Regions from separate parts of the Homo sapiens genome. Here region 1 is linked to region 2. A link is a loop called in an ENCODE intact Hi-C map of the cell type or tissue named here. Cell type or tissue: tibial artery. All regions are shown on one strand.

What was found. A loop is a pair of places that touch in the nucleus more often than their neighbours do. Peaks named below come from ENCODE experiments on the same cell type or tissue, not always from the same donor. Only the 100,000 strongest peaks of a DNase experiment are listed, where the experiment ranks them.
Region 1: a loop joins it to region 2, with 2.2 times the contacts of the local background. A loop is called at or near these places in 42 of 110 quality-filtered maps.

What each region holds. Positions count from the first base shown.
Region 1 is chr5:481,905-489,904 of GRCh38, reverse strand. It overlaps SLC9A3 (solute carrier family 9 member A3), which reads left to right. Exons shown (of 17, transcript NM_004174.4): 3 at 1,429-1,589; 4 at 4,674-4,752; 5 at 5,208-5,385; 6 at 6,423-6,643; 7 at 7,155-7,357; 8 at 7,748-7,837. Among named protein-coding and RNA genes, the nearest start is that of SLC9A3-AS1, 13 kb to the right of the region's middle. In tibial artery, no CTCF peak of the experiment used is centred here; no DNase peak of the experiment used is centred here; H3K27me3 peaks cover 5,759 bases.
Region 2 is chr5:599,798-607,797 of GRCh38, reverse strand. CEP72-DT (CEP72 divergent transcript) reads left to right here. Exons shown (of 3, transcript NR_103444.1): 3 at 4,954-5,629. LOC105374608 (a long non-coding RNA gene) reads right to left here and starts at 7,007. Exons shown (of 8, transcript XR_007058672.1): 1 at 6,631-7,007; 2 at 6,288-6,482; 3 at 3,630-3,781; 4 at 3,158-3,435; 5 at 2,583-2,653; 6 at 1,938-1,985; 7 at 1,505-1,719; 8 at 188-733. RefSeq lists enhancers at 4,036-4,536, 4,537-5,037. In tibial artery, no CTCF peak of the experiment used is centred here; a DNase peak (open chromatin) is centred at 4,426; H3K27me3 peaks cover 5,461 bases.

The DNA of each region.
Region 1 (8,000 bases), 120 kb after region 2:
GGTGGAGAAAGGCCTGGAACATGCGGTCTGGTGGCATGAGCCCTCCTGGCACGGCCGTGGGCAACTGTCCAGACGGGAAGGCTGCCGGCCGGGGAGTCTGAACGCGGCCGACCCCAGGACATCCATGGGGGCCATCACTGCCCTGGGGGCGGCCGTGCCAGGAGGCCGCGTTTAAAGATGACCTTGAAGGGGATTCGTGTCCTGAGGCCTGAGTTTGGAAGAGGAGAAGGCTTGTGTGGTTCCCGTTCCAACATGGAACTTTAACTCCCTGAACGCTGGTTCTTCTGGCATCTGTCACTTCCTCGGGGTGTTGTGACACTGGCCAGAGGCTGCTGGGGCTTAGGAGCTCACAGCAAACTCGGGGTTTAGTCACCGCAGAGATGACCCTGATCTGTCCCCTCCCAGGCGCCAGCACAGAAACCCCTGGCCAGGCTGCTCTCTGCTGTCTCCTGGGGCCCGTCCGGCTCCAGGGACAAACCCCTCCTCAGCCCGAGCCTCAGCCCAGAGGGGTGGTGGGCTCCGCTCCAGCCCAGCAGAGAGGCAGCAGCTGTGCGGGGGGACTCGTCGGGGGCCTCCCCCTCCCTGGGTGGTCTCTCCCACACCCTCACGGCCCTGGCGTCTCCTGGTCCCTGGACCCTCACGGCCGGGAAGGCAGCAAGGAGGCCCAGTGTCCTCTGAGCCCTGCGGCCGTGAGAGAGGGCAGACTCTCGGGGCCACGTGGCCACACTCAGTTCCCTGAGGGTCCCCTGGAGCCTGGCACCCCCACGTGGCCTCCTCGAGGCCTGAACCCTGGGTTGAATGGCAAAGACTTGTGAAGGATAAGGCTGCATTTCAGTAAAACCTCCCCAGCGAGGGGCACCAGAGCCCACAGGCAGATGCGGGGAGGGAAGCCGGCCGGGAGCTAGGGACCACATGGACCCACGTCTTCCGGGCCCCCTTGCTCCCACCGCAGCCCTGCTCATCCCCACAATCTGCCCCCACACCCCCAACGGCCCTCCCACCTGCCCCTCCCTGGCCGCGCCCCTGGGTGCTGTGTGTCCCGGCTCCGGGCCCGTCCTGGGTCAGCCCCACTTGCTTCTCCTGGGCTGGGACGCCACTCCAGGCGATGGGCCCCCATCCCTCCCCAGCATGCGGTGCCCCTGCACCCACCTGCCTCCGTTCACCCAAAGATGAAGGAGAGGGCCAGGGCCAGGGTCAGTCTGTCTGTCTGTCTTGCTCAGATGGGGTGGCCCCCTCGGAAGACAGCAGCCTTCCCTGGAGGGGGCTGGGGGTCTGTGGGAGGGACGCAGGAAGCTGACCCAGCTCCCCACGCCACCGGCGCCAGCCAGACGGGCTCCGAACCCCGACCCGTAGGCGAGCGCCTCCCCAGGGCCCTCCTCCTCGGGTGGCAGGCCCTGCAGCTGCCCCGCGGCCCGGCTTGTCTTCCAGGCGACCTGCAGATTGGGCTGCTGGACTTCCTCCTGTTTGGCAGCCTCATGGCGGCTGTGGACCCGGTGGCCGTCCTGGCCGTGTTTGAGGAGGTCCATGTCAACGAGGTCCTGTTCATCATCGTCTTCGGGGAGTCGCTGCTGAACGACGCAGTCACCGTGGTGAGCAACGGAGCCACCGCTCCAGAGCGGGCGAGCCGTGGGAGGCCTGGGCCCCGTCTCACCCCCCATCGGTCAGTCAGCAAAGGAGGGCGTGAAACCCTGTCCTCAAACTCCCCTCCCGGGGGCGTCCCGTCCCTCCACCTCCTTCCTCCCAGCTCAGAACGACTGGCAGCTTTCGCGAGGCTTCTTTGTATCTTCCACAGTTCCCAGGCCCTGCCCGCCCACTCCATAGCTTCAGGGTTAATGATGGCGCTGTTGAAATCCCGCCCTCCTGGTCCCCAGAGCGTCTGTGACTTTGGACCCACAGTTACTGCCACCCATTCCTGAGTTCCTAAAAAATACATGAGTGGCCGGGTGCGGTGGCTCACGCCTGTAATCCCAGCACTTTGGGAGGCCGAGGCAGGTGGATCACCTGAGGTCAGCAGTTCGAGACCAGCCTGGCCAACATGGTGAAACCCCGTCTCTACTAAAAATACAAAAATTAGCCAGGGGTGGTGGCACGCGCCTGTAATCCCAGCTACTGGGGAGGCTGAGACAGGAGAATCACCTGAAACCAGGAGGCAGAGGTTGCAATGAGCCGAGATCGTGCCATCGCACTCCAGCCTGGGTGACAGAGTGAGACTCCATCTCAAATAAAATAAATACGTGAATAGCAAACAACAAAATCCCATAGGAACCACGTAATCTGCCAGGGCCGCCATGACAAAGTACCGCAGGTGCAGTGCCTTGAACGACGGTGGGTGTCAGTGTGGTGGGTGTCAGTGTGGTGGGTGTCAGTGCGGTGGGTGTCAGTGCGGTCTGGATCACGGTGTCAGTGTGGTGGGTGTCAGTGCGGTGGGTGTCAGTGTGGTGGGTGTCAGTGCGGTCTGGATCACGGTGTCAGTGTGGTGGGTGTCAGTGCGGTGGGTGTCAGTGTGGTGGGTGTCAGTGCGGTCTGGATCACGGTGTCAGTGTGGTGGGTGTCAGTGCGGTGGGTGTCAGTGTGGTGGGTGTCAGTGCGGTCTGGATCACGGTGTCAGTGTGGTGGGTGTCAGTGCGGTGGGTGTCAGTGTGGTGGGTGTCAGTGCGGTCTGGATCACGGTGTCAGTGTGGTGGGTGTCAGTGCGGTGGGTGTCAGTGTGGTGGGTGTCAGTGCGGTCTGGATCACGGTGTCAGTGTGGTGGGTGTCAGTGCGGTGGGTGTCAGTGTGGTGGGTGTCAGTGCGGTCTGGATCACGGTGTCAGTGTGGTGGGTGTCAGTGCGGTGGGTGTCAGTGTGGTGGGTGTCAGTGCGGTGGGTGTCAGTGTGGTGGGTGTCAGTGCGGTCTGGATCACGGTGTCAGTGCGGTGGGTGTCAGTGCGGTCTGGATCACGGTGTCAGTGTGGTGGGTGTCAGTGCGGTGGGTGTCAGTGTGGTGGGTGTCAGTGCGGTCTGGATCACGGTGTCAGTGCGGTGGGTGTCAGTGCGGTCTGGATCACGGTGTCAGTGTGGTGGGCTCCTGCGGGACCCCGGTCCTGGACTTGCAGACGGTGCCTTCCCGTGTCCTCACGTGGCCGTCCCTGCGTGAATGTGCCCGAGTCGCCTCCTCTCACAGGGACACGGGTCCTATTGGATCAGGGTCCACCCCGGTGACCTGACTGTGCCATACTCCCCTTTTTCACGCTCACATGCCCAGGTCCTGGGGACTTTAACATGGGAATTTCGGGGGCACAATTTGGCCCATGACAGAGGTGAAGGGAGGGAAACTGAACTGGTGCTAACGGCAGAGCCCGGACGGTGTGTGGGTGTCCCTGGAGGAGATGGTGTTCCGGGAGGCGGGGACGGTGCCTCCACAGAGGCCCAAAGGCCACATCAGCGCTCAGTAAGGCCAGGAGAAGATTCAGGAACCCCAAGGAACATGGTTACTACTTCACAGTGACAATCGTGACGTTTCAAAGCCAATCCCATCAAATGGGGCCACTGCCTCCCGGAAGTGAGTCATGGGGCCATCCGAGGGGCACGTGCAGAGTGGCCCTCCTAGGAACCGTCAGTGAGGCCAGCCCTGGGCCCGGCCCCGACACCATCCCAGCCCCCACACTGCCCCCGCCCCGTGCTGCCCCTGCCCATCCTCCCCCAGCCCCGAGGACCCTGCAGACGCAGCCGGAGGGAAGGGTGGGGTCAGCTTCCTCTCCCCTCTGAAAGTGCCTGTGGTTTGAAAGGTTTGAAACCCGTCAGCCTCTCATGTTCCCTTAGGGGTTTTGGAAAGAGGAAAGTCCTGTGGGTGTCGCACACCAGACGGCAAGATATTCTCGGGGGAATTTGGGAAGTGAGACTTAATCGGGAATAGAGTGACAGCCCCGTGTGCCCCGCAGCCCTGCGGCTCCCGTCCCTGGAGAAGCAAGAGTCTCCCAAGAGGTTGTCTTCCCTCCCAGCTGGATTTTCATTAAAAAGCCCAGCTCCGAGAAGGCCCCAAGAGACCCCGGGACCCTCATGGGCCCCCCACCCCAGCCTGCATTTGCAAACCCAACTTACACGCCTGCCCCAGGGTCCTCTCCCACCTTGGCCAGAGCCAGAGACACAGAGCTGGGTGCAGAGCCAGGTTCTCCCCAGGGGCCTCGGCCCACCCAGGACGGCCCTCGGCCGGTCTCACCTGCGTCACCACTTTGCTGGGCGTGGAGCCCAGGGCGTGGATAAGGTTTCCCCGCATTTTATCTCTGGGTTTTGCCGGGCTAAGGTTTAAAAACATGCAAAGACGGCAGGGGCTAGAGCCAGCACAGCAGGGAAGTCACTCAAACTGACACCCTGGGTTTGTCTCCGTAGATGAGACTCAGAATTCAAGTGGCAGGGAGCTTTGCAGCTGCCCCTGTTTTGCAGAGGATAGGAAGAGGCCAGCTTTGCTCCCAAAGCTTCTGGTCCCCTCCAGAACATTCTTTTGCCCCATGTCTTGCTGGCTGCTGGGCTCTGGGCTTCTCCCCTTTGGGGGCCATTGCCCTGTGATGATTTTCCTTCCAACGGCCTCGGGTGCCATGGGCTCCACACTCGGGCCAAGTCCAGCGAGGCCCGGGCCCCGGAGAGGGGGTGGCACTAACCAAGGACCACCCAACGCCCTGCCCGTTTTCCCTGCAGGTTCTGTACAATGTGTTTGAATCTTTCGTGGCGCTGGGAGGTGACAACGTGACTGGCGTGGACTGCGTGAAGGGCATAGGTGTGTAGCTGTGGGTCAGGGGGAGTGGGCGGCCGTGTCTCCTCTGGGGCCAACTGTCTTCTCTGGCCTGCAGCCCATGCAGGAAAAAGCTTTGCACTCAAAGCTGCTACACTGGGCCCTTCTGTCCACGTCACGTCCCCGTCCAGAGCGATTCACACACGATTTGACATGGTCCTGGGGGTTCCTGGGTGTTTCCCAGAACAGGGATGAGGGCAGCCAGGTCTTCCTGAGACAGACGGCCGGATAGGGCCTGGGGCCAGGCTCCCAGGGGCACGGGAGGGTCCTCCCCACTTGCTGAACCAAGGCTGGTGCTGAGACCAGGCCCGATCTCCAAGAGAGTGAGGGATCCACCCCCGTTTCCCGGGCTCCCGGCACTTCCGCGGGGTCACCAGGCGGCCCCTGGCAAGGAAGGGCCCGGAAGGCCGGCACGGCCACAAAGGGCGTCCTCTACCCAGTGTCCTTCTTCGTGGTGAGCCTGGGGGGCACGCTGGTGGGGGTGGTCTTCGCCTTCCTGCTGTCGCTGGTGACGCGCTTCACCAAGCATGTGCGTATCATCGAGCCCGGCTTCGTGTTCATCATCTCCTACCTGTCCTACCTGACGTCCGAGATGCTGTCGCTGTCGGCCATCCTCGCGTGAGTCCCTCCCACACACGCGAGCTTCTCCACGCCCTCCTCCCGAGCTTCTCCACACCCTCCTGGGTCCGGCAGGGCGAGCCAGCCAGGGGGACCCCAACCCGAGCTTCTCCACACCCTCCTGGGTCCGGCGGGGCGAGCCAGCCAGGGGGACCCCAACCCGAGCTTCTCCACACCCTCCTGGGTCCGGCGGGGCGAGCCAGCCAGGGGGACCCCAACCCGAGCTTCTCCACACCCTCCTGGGTCCGGCGGGGCGAGCCAGCCAGGGGGACCCCAACCCGAGCTTCTCCACACCCTCCTGGGTCCGGCGGGGCGAGCCAGCCAGGGGGACCCCAACCCGAGCTTCTCCACACCCTCCTGGGTCCGGCGGGGCGAGCCAGCCAGGGGGACCCCAACCCGAGCTTCTCCACACCCTCCTGGGTCCGGCGGGGTGAGCCAGCCAGGGGGACCCCAACTCGGAGGGAGGTGCCAGCCGCATGGACACCGGGGGTGTGTGTGGCAGAAGCTCCGGGCTCTGCATCACCAAGTTCCCCGTGAACCCCCGTGAGGGGAAGTACAGGAAGTGGAGGGCCTCCCCTGCCCTCTGTCCTAGCGCGGGACCTTCAGAGCAGTGTCCCGTCACCTCGCCCGCTCCGCTGGCGCTCCCAGGCTGGGTGGGAATTCAGTGTGGGGCAAAGAATTTATTTAAATTTTAAAATAAGGAGTTGGCGTTTCCACTGAATTGTCTGTGGGCCGACAGCAGTGCCCACCCTGAGACAGGTCAGGTGGGGAGGGACTTTGGAACCCTTTGTTGCCCTCCCTGCTGGCAGGCAGCCCCGGTGCCCATTATCTGCATGACGGTGATGCCGCCTGTGGCCCCCGCAGGGCTGTGGGCAGGAACCCTGGCGGCCCAGCCTGGCTCGGGAGGAAGAGGCCCCCGTAACCACACAACTGTGACTCTGGGCCTACAGGCGCCAGGCCGTGGGGGGCTGGGCGGACACGGGGGCCTCGGGCGCCAGGCCAGGTGGCCGTGTCCTGAGGCGCGTCTGTCCCTGCAGCATCACCTTCTGTGGCATCTGCTGTCAGAAGTATGTGAAGGCCAACATCTCGGAGCAGTCGGCCACCACCGTGCGCTACACCATGAAGATGCTGGCCAGCAGCGCCGAGACCATCATCTTCATGTTCCTGGGTATCTCGGCCGTGAACCCGTTCATCTGGACCTGGAACACGGCCTTCGTGCTCCTGACGCTGGTCTTCATCTCCGTGTACCGGGCCATCGGTGAGGCGGGGCCGGGTTGCGGCCGTGGGACCACCGATGGGCCGGCACCGTCTCCGGGAAGGCGCAGGCTTTCTACTGGGCCCAGGGAGATGGAGGTGCAGCCCCGTGCAAGGCAGAGGAGAGGACCTGATGGTGGCGGCCTCGGGGCTGGGGTGGGAGGCTCTGGAACCCCAAGGGAAACCACTTGGTTTCCCACTGACTCCACTGGATGTGCCTCAAGACAGGGTCAGTGGCACGAGAGATGGAACGGGAAGCAAGACAGCCCCGCCCCCGCCCAGCCCCATCCCCCAGCACCCGTGTGTGTGATGCACGGAGCGTGGGGGGGAGACGCCAGGCCGCGTGTGGCTCCGGGTGGATGGTGACGAGGGACGTGGCGTGGGGACGCCGTATCTAGGGTGCCGCTGTTCTTCGTCAGCACATGCTTGGCCGCCAAGACGCTGTCCCGGAGGGGCTGGGGTCCCGCGGCTGGGAGGGCGGCCGGGGAGCTGAGTGCCCGCCCCATCATCCGCAGGTGTGGTCCTGCAGACCTGGCTTCTGAACCGCTACCGCATGGTGCAGCTGGAGCCCATTGACCAGGTGGTCCTGTCCTACGGGGGCCTGCGCGGGGCCGTGGCCTTTGCCCTGGTGGTGCTTCTGGATGGAGACAAGGTCAAGGAGAAGAACCTGTTCGTCAGCACCACCATCATCGTAGTGTTCTTCACCGTCATCTTCCAGGTGAGGCCCAGCCCAGCCAGCCCTGGGGTCTCGGCCCCGCCCGCGAGGGGAGCCTGGGCCCGCACTTCAGGACAAGCATTTCCAGGCTCCAGACCCTAATTGGGTTTCATAATTTTAGTAACTAGGAGCCGTTTTGTAGGTTTTCACGTGGCCCCACTGGGGAGGAAGCATAATTGTCCTAAAAATGTTCTTCCCGGGCCTTCGCTGGTGGATGAGGCCCCGGGTGCTGCTTCCTCCTCTGCAAAGCAGGGGCGCGGGTTGCTGGGTGCCCGGAGAGCAGGGAGGGCGCCTGTGGGCCCCGGGGCAGGTGGCTCTGTGTGGTGCACCTGGCCGGGCCAGCGGGATGTGGGGGGCTGCCTGGCACCAGGGTCACGAGACCCTGTCCTCCAGGGCCTGACCATCAAGCCTCTGGTGCAGTGGCTGAAGGTGAAGAGGAGCGAGCACCGGGAACCTCGGCTCAACGAGAAGCTGCACGGGCGCGTAAGTGCGGGGCTGGGGGGCGGGGGGGGGGCACTGCGTGTTCCTCGGGGCTGGGCTGAGAGGGGAGAGGAGGCTGCGTTGGTCTGGGGCTTGGGGGGTGGCGGAGGGCACCGTGTGTTCCTTGGGGCTGGGCCAGGAGGGGAGAGGAGGCCGCCATACGTGC
Region 2 (8,000 bases):
CATCCCCGGGCGGCAGGAGCCCAGCGGTCAGTGCAGAGGCATGGACGAGGGCCAGGGAGGCAGGTGGCACGAGCCACCTGCTCTCCACATCCTTCTCGAGAGGAAAGGAGGTGCCGGCCCACCCTGCCCACAGCTCCTCGGCGAAGCCGCGTCTGGTCCAGGGCCAGCCGCCCCTTTGCTGGTTTCAGTTCCTCCTTTATCCATTCATAAACGTTGAACAAAAGCGCTCTTTTCCCTCACGGTATCTCTAGCAGTTAAGATCAACACCAATATTTGAGAACTGTCAATACTGCATTTTACCCACTTCCCAAATGTGAAACCGGAAGGCACACGTAGCCCTTGCTGGGCTGTTTCCAGTGAACACAGTTGAGGGTGGGCTTGGGGGTTCTCCGCATCGTAATGTCTTAGGAGGGGGTGGGGCCACACCTTCCCACCTTGTCCGAGTAACAGGCCACGTGTGCGGTTTAGTTCACACCGTGGAGGAGGGGAGTGTGAGGGCAGCGGGTGGGCCGCTGTGTCCTGGTCTCTGTCCTGCTGTGTGGCCAGGGAGGGAGTGCGGCTGTCCGATTTAGGTTGAAACACCGTCCATCGGCATCTCTGGGGGATGTTGCCACTGCCCTTGACTCCTGCCCTTGTGTCTGGAAAGGGGAGGCTTCAGAGTGAGTGGCCCACAGCCTTCCAGTTGCAGGAGCTGGTGTGGGAAGGGGCATCCCCATGGCTGTGGGCCGGAGCCCTGTAATAATGGGAAGTTTCAGTGCCCTCATAGGAGTTTCACTGGAGCAGGTAAATCGGTCTGGGAGCTTGTGAACCGCTCTGGGCTGCTGGGGCTGCACTGACAACAAGCACAGAGCCCAGCTACAAGTGGCGTGGCTGCAGGAGACGCCCTGGAGACCTGAGACAGGCTGGGTGTCTCTGCTGTCCCAGGACAGAACCCAGCTACAAGTGGCGTGGCTGCAGGAGACACCCAGGAGCCCCCAGGCAGGGTGGGCGGCTCTGCTATCCCAGGACTGGGTCAGGACAGCTCAGCCCTCGCAGTCCTCAGCCAAGTGCTGCCCCGCTCTGCAAGGGGCCCAGAGGGCTCCCAGAGGCCTGCGGACCAGTGCTAGGCCTCACATCCCTGAACCACTCCCTGACCTCACATCCCTGAACACATGCAGGGGCCGGGCCTCAGCTGGGGGGCATGGCACTGGGTGAGGTCAGAGGTGCTCCAAGCATGTGGCCTAGAAGGTTTGTCCAAAACAAATTCTCTCCTGGACCCTGGAGGGGAAGCAGAAGCCGGCTGCTTCCTATAGTTCCCAACACCAGAAAGCCCAGGACTTCTCAGGGAAATCTTGGTTTCCAGCTTTTTCCGAAAGTGCCTGATGGGCAGGCATTCACTCCTTTCAGACAAGCCCCCCAGCCCTTCAGCCACTGAGCCGTGACCCTCTCCCCAGGAAGGACTGGTGGGGCTGGGGCACTGCCACCACCTGGAGCCCCATCTTCAGCCGCCTGGCAGGAGCTGCACCTGCACATGGCACCCGTGAACTCCGGCATCTTCCTCTGTCCTCCCAGGCACTCGGCATCTTCCAGGGCTGCTGCCTCCTGAGCCCACTCGATATGGTTTAGATGTTTGTCCCCACAGATCTCATGTTGAAATGTAATCACCAGTGCTGGAGGTGGGGGCTGGTAGGAGGTGTTTGGATCACAGGAGTGGGTCCTTCCTGAATGGCGTGGGTCATCCTGTTGGTGATAAGTGAGTTCTCACTCTGGTAGATCTGGTAGTTTAAAAGTGTGTGGTGGCTGGGCGCAGTGGCTCACACCTGTAATCCCAGCACTTTGGGTGACTGAGGAGGGTGGATCACTTGAGGTCAGGAGTTCAAGACCAGCCTGGCCAACATGGTGAAACCCTGTCTCTACTAAAAACACAAAAATAATTAGCTGGGTGTGGTGGTGCGCACCTGTTATCCCAGCTGCTTGGGAGGCTGAGGCAGGAGAATTGCTTGAACCTGGGAGACAGAGGTTGCAGTGAGCTGAGATTACGCCACTGCACTCCAGCCTGGGCGACAGAGTGAGACTCCATCTCAATTAAAAAAAAAAAAAGTGTGAGGCGCCTCCCCCTTCTGACTTGCCCCCCTCTCACAGCCCCCCTCTCACAATGTGAGGTGCCTCCCCCTCTGACTTGCCCCTCTCTCACAGCCCGCCTCTCACAATGTGAGGCGCCTCCCCCCTCTGGCTTGCTCTCCTCTCACAATGTGAAGCGCCTCCCCCCTCTGACTTGCTCTCCTCTCACAATGTGAGGCACCTCCCCCCTCTGGCTTGCTCTCCTCTCACAATGTGAGGCGCCTCCCCGCTCTGGCTTGCTCTCCTCTCACAATGTGAGGCGCCTCCCCCCTCTGGCTTGCTCTCCTCTCACAATGTGAGGCGCCTCCCCCCTCTGGCTTGCTCTCCTCTCACAATGTGAGGCGCCTCCCCCTCTGACTTGCTCTCCTCTCACAATGTGAGGTGCCTCCTCCCTCTGACTTGCTCTCCTCTCACAATGTGAGGTGCCTCCTCCCTCTGACTTGCCCCCCTCTTAAAGTGTCATGTATCTGCTCCCCCTTTACCTTCCACCACAACTGGAAGCTTCCTGAGGCCTCATCAGAAGCAGATCCTGGCACTACACTTCATGTACGGCCTACAAAACCATGAGCCAATTAACCCTCTTTTCTTTATAAATTACCCAGTCTCAGGTTTTCTTTATAGCAATGCAAGAACAGCCTAGTACACCACCTCTGCCTCTCTTTCCGCCATCTGCTGTTAAAAGCAGGCTGATCAGGACCAGGGGCCAGCATCAGATATAACCTGGCATCCCCTGCAAAGTCCCAGGCTTCCCCCACTATGGCTTGGGGACCTGCAGCTGCTTGCTCCTCATCTCTGAGGCTTCGGGGAGCCCAGAGCTCAGAGTCCCTTAGGGCCAGGGCAGAGTGTGGCCTGGGGGCCACCAGCCTCAGGAAGCCCAAGGCCTCCTCCAAGCAGGAGTTCTCTCAGAGCCAGAGCTGCCCCACCCCATATGGCCCAGTGACCATCACTCAAAGCTCACCTTCTCCTTGAGCCTCTGGTCAGCCGACCAGCCCTGACTGCTCCCGGGCCCCTGGCCCCTGGCCACGTCCCCCCTCCTGCCCCTGCACCCCATGCTGACCAAGCTCCACCGCCTCAACCCCGCAGGATCCAGCACTGCTCTCCACTGCCGCTGGGTGCATTCCGTCGGGCAAAGCTTTGTTGCATGAGGCCGGGGCTCAGCATCACAGCCTCTCTGTCGGTTCCTGCAGGCAGTGGACATGGTGGGTCCCCACTGTGAGGAGCCCAGCCTCTGGGGGCCCAGACGCAGGTTTCTGGCTGGGCACACACTGGGGTGAGCAGGCTCCCTGGCTGTGAGGCCGTGAGCAAGCCCATCTCCGAACTCCAGTTTTCTCATCCCTAAAAATTAAAAATAAGAAGGCCCTCAAGGGGACTGGCAGTTCCCAGCCCTCTTGGGCCTTGCCCATTTCTGGTGTAGAGGATGGAGCCATCTCTTACAGCTCGGGTTGGTGAGAAGCAAGCATGAGGCTACGGTGGCATTTTCAGGTAAAGTTTAGATTTTCCAGAAGAAGAAACGTGTAAGTGGCACATACCCTGTCCCCCTTCTCCTTTGCGCTGAACAAAGTTGTGATGTCTGAAACTGCAGCAGCCGCCTTGGGATGATGAGGGCAAAGAAAATTGGCATCACTGGGGTCCCCAACCCGGGCTCCAAACCAAGGTCACTGCTGCTAGGACTAGACTGTGGCTAAGAGAAAGAAAACACAACAGCTGAGTGACTGTTGCACCCAATGCCTTCCTGTGGACCCTGGCATCTGCCGAGGTGGCGGGCAGAGCTTAGGTGGCGCGGGCACAGCTTAGGTGGCACAGGCACGTGTGCAGGTGCCCGTAACAAGGCCTGGAAGGAGGCTGTGCCTGCCCAGCGGAGGGACCCCCTTTCTCTGTGGGGAGATAGAGCCCCGGGAGGGGGCAGGAGCTGGAGCATGGGAGTGGCTGGGGCTGCGGAGGGGAGCTCTGGAGGACCCCACCTTCCCAGGGCTAGGACAGAGGGAGCCGGCTGCTGGGGACGTCCCTCCATCTGCTCAGACAGAGGGAGCTGGCTGCTAGGGACGTCCCTCCGTCTGTTTGGACACAGGGAGCTGGCTGCTGGGGACGTCCCTCCGTCTGCTCGGACAGAGGGAGCTGGCTGCTGGGGACGTCCCTCCGTCTGCCTGGTGTCCAGCCTGGCCTGAGTCCAGGTCCGAGCAGTCTGTGTGGATGAAGGAGCGGGTTGGGATGGGGAATAAACAAAAGCCTGAAATGTAATCAGCCGGCTTCGCAGCTATGGCGAGCGGGCAGGCCTCCTGCATCCTGGTAGTCAGCACTGAGCCCGCTGGAGCCAGCCTTGTCCTCAGAGGCAGCACCGGGAGAATGCAGTGCAGGTGACAGGGGACCTTTGCTGCCCAGAGGCATGTGGTCTATTGGCTGCACGTTTGTGCTCCTGCAGGAGTCACGGGTGGAACCCCAACCCCAGTGCTGCGGTGTGTGGAGTGGGGTCCTCCCAGTGGGATCAGTGCCCTCATAGGAGAGGGCTGCCCTCCCCTTTCTCTGTCGCACCGGGAAACCAGGAAGGGCCCTCACTAGGAGGCCAGTCAGCTGGTGCCAGGATCTCCGGCTTCCACCCCAGAGTGGTGGGAGCTTCCTGTGTCTGCTGCTCAACAAACCTATGTCTGCTGCTCGGGTTGCCCGTGTGTGGTTTTCTGCTATGGCCACCTGAGCTGATTAAGACCTCCCCCAAAATCTGTGCAAAACCCCAGCGCTTCGAATGTCACCTCTGAGGCAAAAGCTGTGATAAACATAGGGATCTTAAGAGGTGCTTTTCCTGGGTTATCGGGGGGTGGGGCCTGGGGGTCTAAATGCATTCACCAATGTCCTTCTAAGAGACAGAAGAGAGACACAGAGAGAAGAGGCACAGAGGAGCCGGCCATGGAGCGATACAGCAGAAGCTGGAGGCGACGGGAGGATCCTGGCCCAGAGCCTCGGGAGGGAGTGGGGGCCGTGTTCCAGAAGCCTGAGAGTCCTGCGTGTTGTTCTGAGCCCCTAAGGCTGGGGTAGCTTGTTCCAGCAGTCATGGGAAACTGACACATCCCAAACACAGCAGCACGAGAACATAGGACTGAGACACCATCCCCATCACGCCCCAACACACGAAGACTGACGGTGGCGGGTGCTGCACATCTCAGCCGGAGCTCTGAAGGCATTTAGCTGAGCGCTGGCCTGCACCTGGAGAGAGTGAGAGACACCAGCCTCCACTGCCAGGAAGGCCCAGGGTCCTCAGGGACCAAGACGCAGGAGACGGCCGCTGCCAGGGTCCTCGGGACTTCTGTGTGGCCTTCGCTACCGGAGCCCTGAGGCGCCATCCCCATGTGCCCTTCGGGCTGGTCCAGGAGGAGGCCCTGCGGCGGCCACAGACTGGGGGGACAAAGCCCCAGGAACTCAGAACCTTGTGGGTTTTGGAAGAGGAGCCGCGCAGCAAGGTCCCGACGCCTGCAGGGAGCTGAACGGGGAGCCGCGCGAGGAAGGGAGTGCAGCAGACCCAGTACGCAAATGCTGACCCTACAAAACGCACCGCGGGTTCTCGAGCCGTGGGGATCCCGGCGGTGCTCTCCAGAGACCGCAGCTGCAGGAGCTGGGCGGTCCCCGGCAGGTGCCACGAGGGTGCGATCTCGGCCGAGAACCACCAGGCGTCCACGTCCACGGAGGGACTCATTCTCCGTGCCCATCTCACAGGGAGCAAAGGAGGCGGAGGGAGCCCCGGACTCACTGGGTTCTGACCCAGACCCTTCTCTTCTGCAGGGTGGAGTCCTCCTCCCAGAGAAGCCCAGACGTTCGTTTGGGAGACCCAGGGACACTCGGGGCCATCACCTGCCCCTCACTGGGGCTCCCAGGGGAGACTTCACGCAGTGCCCAGTGTCCTCCCGCTGGGATCCTCCTGCCCCCGAGGGGCGCCCGTGTCCCCCAGCACCCCAAGGAAGAGAATGAGCTGTCTTTGGCGGGTGCTGTGCTATTTTCTGTCCTTATTTCACCTAGAATGGCCATTTCCAGAACTCAATCCCTGCAAATGAATTTCTTCTAACGCCCCTTTTCAGTATCAAGGAGCAGGAAGCAATATCCTTTAAAAACCGATCGGCCATACATTTCTGCTCATTAAATAAATATTTTTACTTTGGACCCGATTGATTTTTCAGACACACGGAACAATGGGACTGACTCACCTGTGTGCAGCTGGGAGCCTCCTTCCTCCCCGGGGACCTTTGAAGTCACAGTGAGGCGGCCACACCTGGTGCACAGGTGGAGCCCGGCCGATAGGCACCTGAATTCTCACCAACTTCACAGGGTGTTCAGAAACGGGCTCGCACTCGGCCGACACGCCCCCTTCCTGGATCCCTGGGGTGGGATGCCCAGTGTGGCTGCACCGGAGAAAGGGTGAAAACCAGCGGAGAGAGGGCCGGGAAAGGCTCCCCCACAGGCATGTCAAGGAGAGAACCTGCAGTTCCACCACACCCTCCAGCCCCCTCCCAGGCAATCTCCCCACTCCAGCCCCTGACCCCTGACCACCTTGCTCCTTGGTATCCAGAGCCAGGCCGGAACTCAGGGAGGGCCGCGCCGTTCACTTCTGTAAGGGAGCCTCCGTTCAGTCAGTCATTCAACAAACATGAATCCAGAGCCGCATGCACTGCTGGTCCCGTCCCAGCTGCTGGTCACGGAGCGGAGAAAGCTTGAAGGCCGTGGTGTCTACTGAGAGGCAGATGACAAACCAGGAGCACGAGTCACAGCACACACTGGCGCAGCTGCAGGGAGCTGGGCAGAGCCGGGCCTGGCACATGGGGCAGGAGGCTGTGGCCCTAACGCCATGGTGGGCGCCACAGACCTTGTCAGAAGGGGTCTGAGCAGAGACATTGATTTGGTTTCATTATCATATAGAACAGAATAGAAAACTCAGACATGAAGCTGCACACATACACCCGTCTGGTCTTTGACAAGACCAACGAAAACAAGCCGCGGGGAAAGGACTCCCTGTCCGATAGATGGTGCTGGGATAAGCAGCTCAGTCACAGGCAGAAGAAGGAAACTGGACTCTTACCCTTCCGCATAGACGAAAATCAACTCTAGATGGATTAAAGACTCAAATGCAAGACGTCAAACTATAAACATCCTGGAAGACAACGTCTTCTTGACGTTGGCGTTGGCAAAGAACGCTGGCTAAGTCCTCAAAAGCAATTGCAACAAAAACAAAAATAGACAAGTGATACCTAATTAAACTGAAGAGCTTCTGCACAGCAGAAGAAACTGCCAACGGAGGAAACAGACACCCTACAGAATGGGAGAAAATGTCTGCAAACTATGCATCTGACAAAGGCCTAATATCCAGCATCTATAGGACGCTTACACAAATCAACAAGCAAAAAACAACCCCATTAAAAAATGGGCGGCCGGGCGCGGTGGCTCATGCCTGTAATCCGAGCACTTCGGGAAGCTGAGGCGGGCGGATCACAAGGTCAGGAGATCGAGACCATCCTGGCTAACACGGTGAAACTCCGTCTCTACTAAAAAATATTAAAAAATTAGCTGGGCGTGGTGGTGGCCGCCTGTAGTCCCAGCTACTCGGGAGGCTGAGGCAGGAGAATGGCGTGAACCAGGGAGGAGGAGCTTGCAGTGAGCCGAGATTGCGCCACTGCACTCCAGCGTGGGCTACAGAGTGAAACTCTGTCTCAAAAAAAAAAAAAAAAAGGCAAAGGACATGAACAGATACTTCTCAAAACAAGACATACAAGTGACCAACAAGTATAAGAAAAAATTCTCATTATCAGAGAAATGCAAATCAAAACCACAATGAGATGCCAGCTCAGCAGTCAGAATGGCGATTATTACAAAGTCAAAAAAACAACAGATGCTGGTGAAGCTGAAGAAAAAAGGTGATGCTCACG